Linked DNA regions of Homo sapiens: region 2 is linked to region 1. A link is an interaction called in ENCODE POLR2A ChIA-PET data of the cell type or tissue named here. Cell type or tissue: PC-3. All regions are shown on one strand. Each heading gives the region's core, and the rest is flanking DNA. Links, peaks and the distances in the headings are about the cores only.

Region 1 (2,913 bases), core at 87-2,586:
CATTATCGCTTCTGTTGAAGCTCTCAGGGTGCCCCTTCCTGACTGTCTCCCCTCTTCCTTCTACAAAGGTAAACACTATTTTGAATTGTGTTTATCATTTCCCTTGTTAGAAAAAAATTAGTTTTACTACATAATGCATCTCTATATATTTTATAGTTCTGAATGTTCTTGAAGTTTGTGTACATGGTGTCATCCTGTATGTGTTCTGTGACTTGATTGGTTTTTTTATTTTTTTTTAAATCAGCATTAGGTTTGTGAGAATCATCCATGTGGTATGGTAGCCATAGTTTAAATATTTTCATGATGGGTAGTATTCTGTTGTGTGAATGAATATACCGTAATTCTCTTGAATATGTAGGTTGTTTCCTGTTTAACACCCACAGTAATGCACACATTTCCCCCCAGGACTCCTAGTGCTCTTGTGCAGAAGTTTCTTTAGGTTGTATTCATATGGAGGGGTGGGATTGCCGCTCGCAGGGTATAGATCTGGGACTTCACTAGGCAAAAGTAGATTGTTTCCACAGGCTGCTTCCACTCTGTGTTTCCACATCACTTAACAGATTTACACATTGTTTTTTTTTTCTCTGTCCTTTCTCTAGGGAAATCAGGAGCCACATTAATTTAGTTTGCTGTGGCCAGATCCATAGCACAACACCAAGCTCAAGCGAGAGTTGAGTATGTGATGGTGTTCCTCTCTTGATCCTAAGCAGGCCTCTCTCTTTCTATACAGGCCCATCTATCGCTGAAGTATCCTAACCCACCTCTTTCACACATAGAAACACTGTGTTCCTTCCTACGTGGGTCCAGTCTTTCCCATTTCTCCTTCACTTTCATGCCTGTGTTTGGTGACGTTTGGGCAGCTGCCTTCTCCATCTCGTTAGGTTGAAAAGGCGCGAGCCTACTGGCAAGGAGCTGCAGCAGAGGGGCGTGAATGAAATCATTGACTGCTGTTGATGTTTGGTCTGCCCCTAGGTCTTTTGGTCACTGCAAAGTCCACGTAATAAATTATTAGCCTAAGAAACAGCCAGGCATCCTGATCAAATGTATAATTATTATGCTAACTTGCTGTGAGAGGCTTAGGCGGACTTATTTTTACATTCCGGGAGTGTGCAGTTACGTCACGTTTACTGACCAGTCCTTGAGCTTGTCCACTGTCCTGCTCCGACATTGTTTTTCATCCATCACCCTTGTACCTCCTCACTCCTTGTGGAACACATGTGCTCTTTGAGCATTTTGCAGGCCAGAATAACACTCTGTGGGGAGAAAATGGCCTGCCATTGGTCTTTCCAATTATTAGAGTCATCTGGTTAATTTGAGGTCTCCTGGGTGTCCTTGTTCATGTTGTTTAGAATATATAGGCAACATGCAGCACTCTGTGGAGGGATTAACATTCTTGTCTCATGTAACTCAAACGGGACACAAATATATGAGATACATGCCCCTTAGAAATGTAAACATGATTGTGGATCTAAGGTTAGGTGTGCATAAGAATGTCATGGGATTTGGTCTCTTAGGGCAGAGAAGAGGGGCTCGAACAGTACAGTGTTAGGAAGGTCCTGCTGCTTTTCTTGATGCCTGTCAAAATATAATTTTCTTTTGAAAAAAATACCGTTTCCTGTATTAGATATTTAAATAAAGAGCAGTGTAGTTGTTCTTCAGGTAGGTGTCTGCTCTTATTTAACATCTGTTAAATTCCCCCAGAATACATAGTACTTTTGAAAAACTTTATATAGGTGAATAGCTTACTCACAGCTGGTTTTAAAAGAATGAAATTGTTCTGTTGATCACATTTTTCACCAGCATTTTTTGTTTTTTTTCTTTAGATGGAGTCTTGCTCTGTCATCCAGGCTACAGTGTAGTGGCACAGTCATAGCTCACTGCAGCCTCCAACTCCTGGGCTCAGCAATCCTCCAGCCTCAGCCTCCCAAGTAGCTGGGACTATAGGCATGTGACATCACACCTGGCTTTTTTTTTTTTTTTTTTTTTTTTTTTAAAAACAGGGTCTCACTATGTTGCCCAGGCTGGTCTTGAACTCCTTGCTTCAAACTGTCCTCCTACCTCGGACTCCCAAAGTGCTGAGATTACAGGTGTGAGCCACTGTGCCCAGCCTTTTACCAGCATTTTTTTTAAAGACAAAATGATTAATATATGTCCATGATTAGAAATTTGAGCAGTATGGAAAGATGGAAAGCACAAAGGAAAAAGCCCCCAGTCCATCCCTCTTCTCACTTCCCAGAGGTAATCACTGTGAAATACAGTTGGCTTTTAAGATTCTGTTACAAAAAGGTAGTTTTGCTATAGTTCCTTTATCTTTTATGAAATTCAAGCTTTAGAAGTTAGCATTGTTTTCCCTTCATGCTAAGTAGTACTTCCTCTACTATGGTCCAGTATGGCATGGACCGTGGTGCAGGGTTATGGGGACCAGGTGGCATGCTGCTTGATGTTAAAGGAAGGGTGTTAGAGCCTCATTGTTGATCCCTTCCCTTCTGCCTTTGTATGGTGAGGTTTCCCTGATGTTCTTTTCTTTTTGTGTTGCTGTAAGTAGGAGAGGCAGAAAAATTACTAAATTTTACAAGCATTCAAAATTTCCTCAGTGGCATAAAAGTGATTATTAAGAGATGAAATGTGCTCTGCTGTATCATTCGCAAACCATATCCAAAGCCCATTTGCATACCCTTATGTGTATGTGAACTTAGGGTAGGAGTTGGCAGTTATCAGTCACTTTTCTCCTTAGGTCACATTTTTTTTAAGTGGGTGCTGAGGTCAAGCCTTAATGGACAAAAGCGTTGGAATCACAGAAGGTGGCCATAGCTGAGTTGGCATGACTGGTCTGCAGCAGAAGTGTTACTTTCATGAAAACGCTTGGGGGCATTTGCCCCTTTAACCACAGAAGCACTATACGAGCCAAGATAT
Region 2 (2,864 bases), core at 365-2,864, 240 kb after region 1:
GCCTGTAATCCCAGCTACTTGGGAGGCTGCGGCAGGAGAATCGCTTGAACCTGGGAGGCGGAGGTTGCAGTGAGCCGAGATGGCGCTATTGCACTCCAGCCTGAGCAACAAGAGAGAAACTCCGTCTCGAAAAAACAAAAACAAAAACAAAAAACAAAAACAAAAACAAAACAGAAGTGCTTCAAGCATTCACTATTATTATCGTCAGTATTTAGCGCTAAACCCTATTTACATTTGTAATGGCTAGTGCACGAGCATTGGAACCTGGTCTGGAAAGTATCCCTCTCCCCAGGCCTGATTTGCCCGGAGGTGGGTAAGGGCAAGGTTGGCAGCTAAGGCAGGAAGCAAAGGGCCCAACTGGAGCTCAGTGGTGTCAACTCCCTTCCTCCTCAAGGGTTGCTCCCTGTCTGTCCCACTAATGTTTGAAAAATATTTTACTGGGTTCCTAGCCCTGAACTTCAGCGTCTCCTGCCCTCCAGGCTGTTATTTTCAGAGGTAGAGATGAGAGCTGAGATAGGGTCTCCCTTGAGACACTGTCCCTAAAAACTACGACCTTCAGCTCCTAATTGAGGGCTTCCCCGCCCAAACCCACCCCTTCGCAACACAGCCCCCAGGGAAGGTGTCTAGCCTTTGGAGCACTAGGTGGGGGCGGGGGAAACCTGGTCCTAGGAATTCTAGGCCGCCAGATGAGAGGCGATGCTTTCGCCCTCCAGGCGAAAGGATTTGTCGGGGAGAGACAGCAAGAGTTCGACCAGCCAGCCACTTTAGAGATTGTCAGGGGCGCTCAGCTCATAGGGTGGCTCGAGGGCCAGTGCGAAGCTCCCTTAGGGACGAATTTCCACATACGACGAAAGGCATCTGCGAAAGGATGGGCTGTCCCGTGGGGGGAGTCGGCAGATATTTAAGTAACACTAACATTTAACGAATTAAGCAGCTATTTCTATTTACTGAGCAATTAGTACGCTTTGAGAGAGAGGCCCTACCGAGGCCTCGCGGTGGCTGTAAGTCCGTGGGGCCGAGGCCAGGTGGCGCCAAAGGCCCATCGACGCCATCTGCCCGGCTGTCCGGGCCCAGTCTCCGGGCTCGCCCAGAGAACCCGAAATCTGGACAAACGGAAACCGTAGGTGGAGGAAGAAGAGGGCTCCAGGGCCAGGTTCAAGGGCATCGTGGTGAGAGATGAGGGGTTCGGAGGACTGGTGGATCTGGGCATATCGCGAAGGTGGTAAGGGACCCAGGGGTGGAGTGGGCGGTGCTTGCGCCAAGAGGGTGAGCCTGAGTGTGGGCGGGGCGTGCGATAAGAGGCTCGCTCGGTAGCGCTCTTCGCAGAGCCGTATTTGTGCGCTACGCCGCAGCCAGGGCGCTCTGGGTGGGCGGGACTCCAGGGCCCCCAGGGGCGTGGCTTGCATCTTTCGTGGGCGGCCCCGGGGGCGGGGCTCCGTGTAGGTGAACCGCTACCTCCGCTCGATGTGTGAGGTGTGACAGTCCTACGAGGGCGCAGTTCTTCCACTTTTGTGAGCTTGAGAGGGGGCGGAGCTTGTAGCTGGGGACGGAGCCTGAAGAGGAGGTTGAGGGGAACTTCACACGTTTCCCTGGAGGGCGGAGTTTACATCATCCCCCAACAGAGTTAAGACCTCTGAGGGATTCCCTGCAGTGTCCAGGGCTCTGTGAGGCGAAGCTTGCAGTTGTGTTGGGCGGGGCCTGTAGCGCCGCGTGAAGAGAATGTGTAAACTCGGGGCGAAGTTCATACCTCCTAGAAGCCGAGACTAATAGTTCCGCCAATCTGCGCGCGCCGAGCGGAGGAGGTGGGGCTTGTAGGTTGTGGGCGGGGGACTGGGCGGGGCCAAGAGGGCAGGGGGCGGGCACAATCGCTGCTGGAATCTTTGAGTTGGCAGGGGCGGGGCTTGTGGCTTTGTGGGCGGGGCCTCTGGAGAGCTCCCGGGGGCTCTCTTCTGTTCTGCAGCGAGTAGGCGTGGCTCGTAGCTCCCAGGTCCGGGCTGATACCGCTGGAGTATGCAGTTCGCCGCCGCGCCCGAATGAGGCGGGGCCTGCGAGTAAGTGGGCTGAGCCCGGGCTGGGCGCAGGCCGGGGCTCTGCCCTGGGAGGCCGTCTGTTTAGGCCCGCACGCAGCTCCGCATCTGGTGCTCATTACCAGATGACAAAGAGCCGGCTCTGGGCCCCCTTCCCCACTCCCATCCCCCGCCTCCGACTGCAGTGTATTTAACTGTTTCCTGCCCTCGAGGCGCTCTAGATCCCTACCCGAGGTCACGGAGGGGACTCCAGACCATCCCGTCTCTGCAGGCCTTGTCGCTCCCCAGGCTTCCTCACCTCCTTCCCAGACTCAGCCGTCTGGGCCGCCTCGCAACCCTCATTGGCATCCAGCAAACCTGCCCGACGGCGTCTCCGAGGTTAAAGCTGTGCAGGATCTGGCGGGGACGTCTGGTTTGAGTTAGGGGAACGTGAGAGCGGGGACCGGGGGCGGTGCGTAGCGTTCCCTCCGCCCCCTCCGCGACCCCCTGGTTCATCCCCAGCTCCGGCCCCTCCTTTCCTGGTTCCCTGGGGCCCAGCTCAGCCTTCCAGCTCAGGTCCAGGCCCGAAGGGGGCGCTGGGCCACTCCTCCTCGCCTGCCCGGGTGGTCGTGGCGGCTCTGCCCCGTCCTAATTAGAGGCCCCCAAGAGGCTGTAACTGAAAAATTACAGAGGCGGTGGGAACTGGCGCCTCCCCTCCCCAGGTCTCACCCCCGCCCCCCAAGGCAGTGAGCACGAAATGAGGGAGGTCACTCCCACCAGGCTGTGATCTTTGACCAGGCCCTCCAGTTCCTGGGACACTTCAGTCCTGAGCAGCCGGAGCCCTCGCTCAAGCTCAGG

What was found. ChIA-PET counts read pairs that join two places held together with the same protein. Peaks named below come from ENCODE experiments on the same cell type or tissue, not always from the same donor. Only the 100,000 strongest peaks of a DNase experiment are listed, where the experiment ranks them.
Region 2: POLR2A ChIA-PET joins it to region 1 with 24 read pairs; 3 of 35 experiments call an interaction of 5 or more read pairs at or near these places.

What each region holds. Positions count from the first base shown.
Region 1 is chr11:66,071,952-66,074,864 of GRCh38, forward strand. All of the region lies in intron 1 of PACS1 (phosphofurin acidic cluster sorting protein 1), which reads left to right. Among named protein-coding and RNA genes, the nearest start is that of PACS1, 3.1 kb to the left of the region's middle. In PC-3, for the core only: no CTCF peak of the experiment used is centred there; no DNase peak of the experiment used is centred there; H3K4me3 peaks cover 347 bases.
Region 2 is chr11:66,310,942-66,313,805 of GRCh38, forward strand. No RefSeq gene overlaps it. Among named protein-coding and RNA genes, the nearest start is that of CD248, 4.7 kb to the right of the region's middle. RefSeq lists a silencer at 1,260-1,509. In PC-3, for the core only: a CTCF peak has its summit at 1,044; DNase peaks (open chromatin) are centred at 1,050, 1,450 and 1,900; H3K4me3 peaks cover 1,593 bases; H3K27ac peaks cover 443 bases.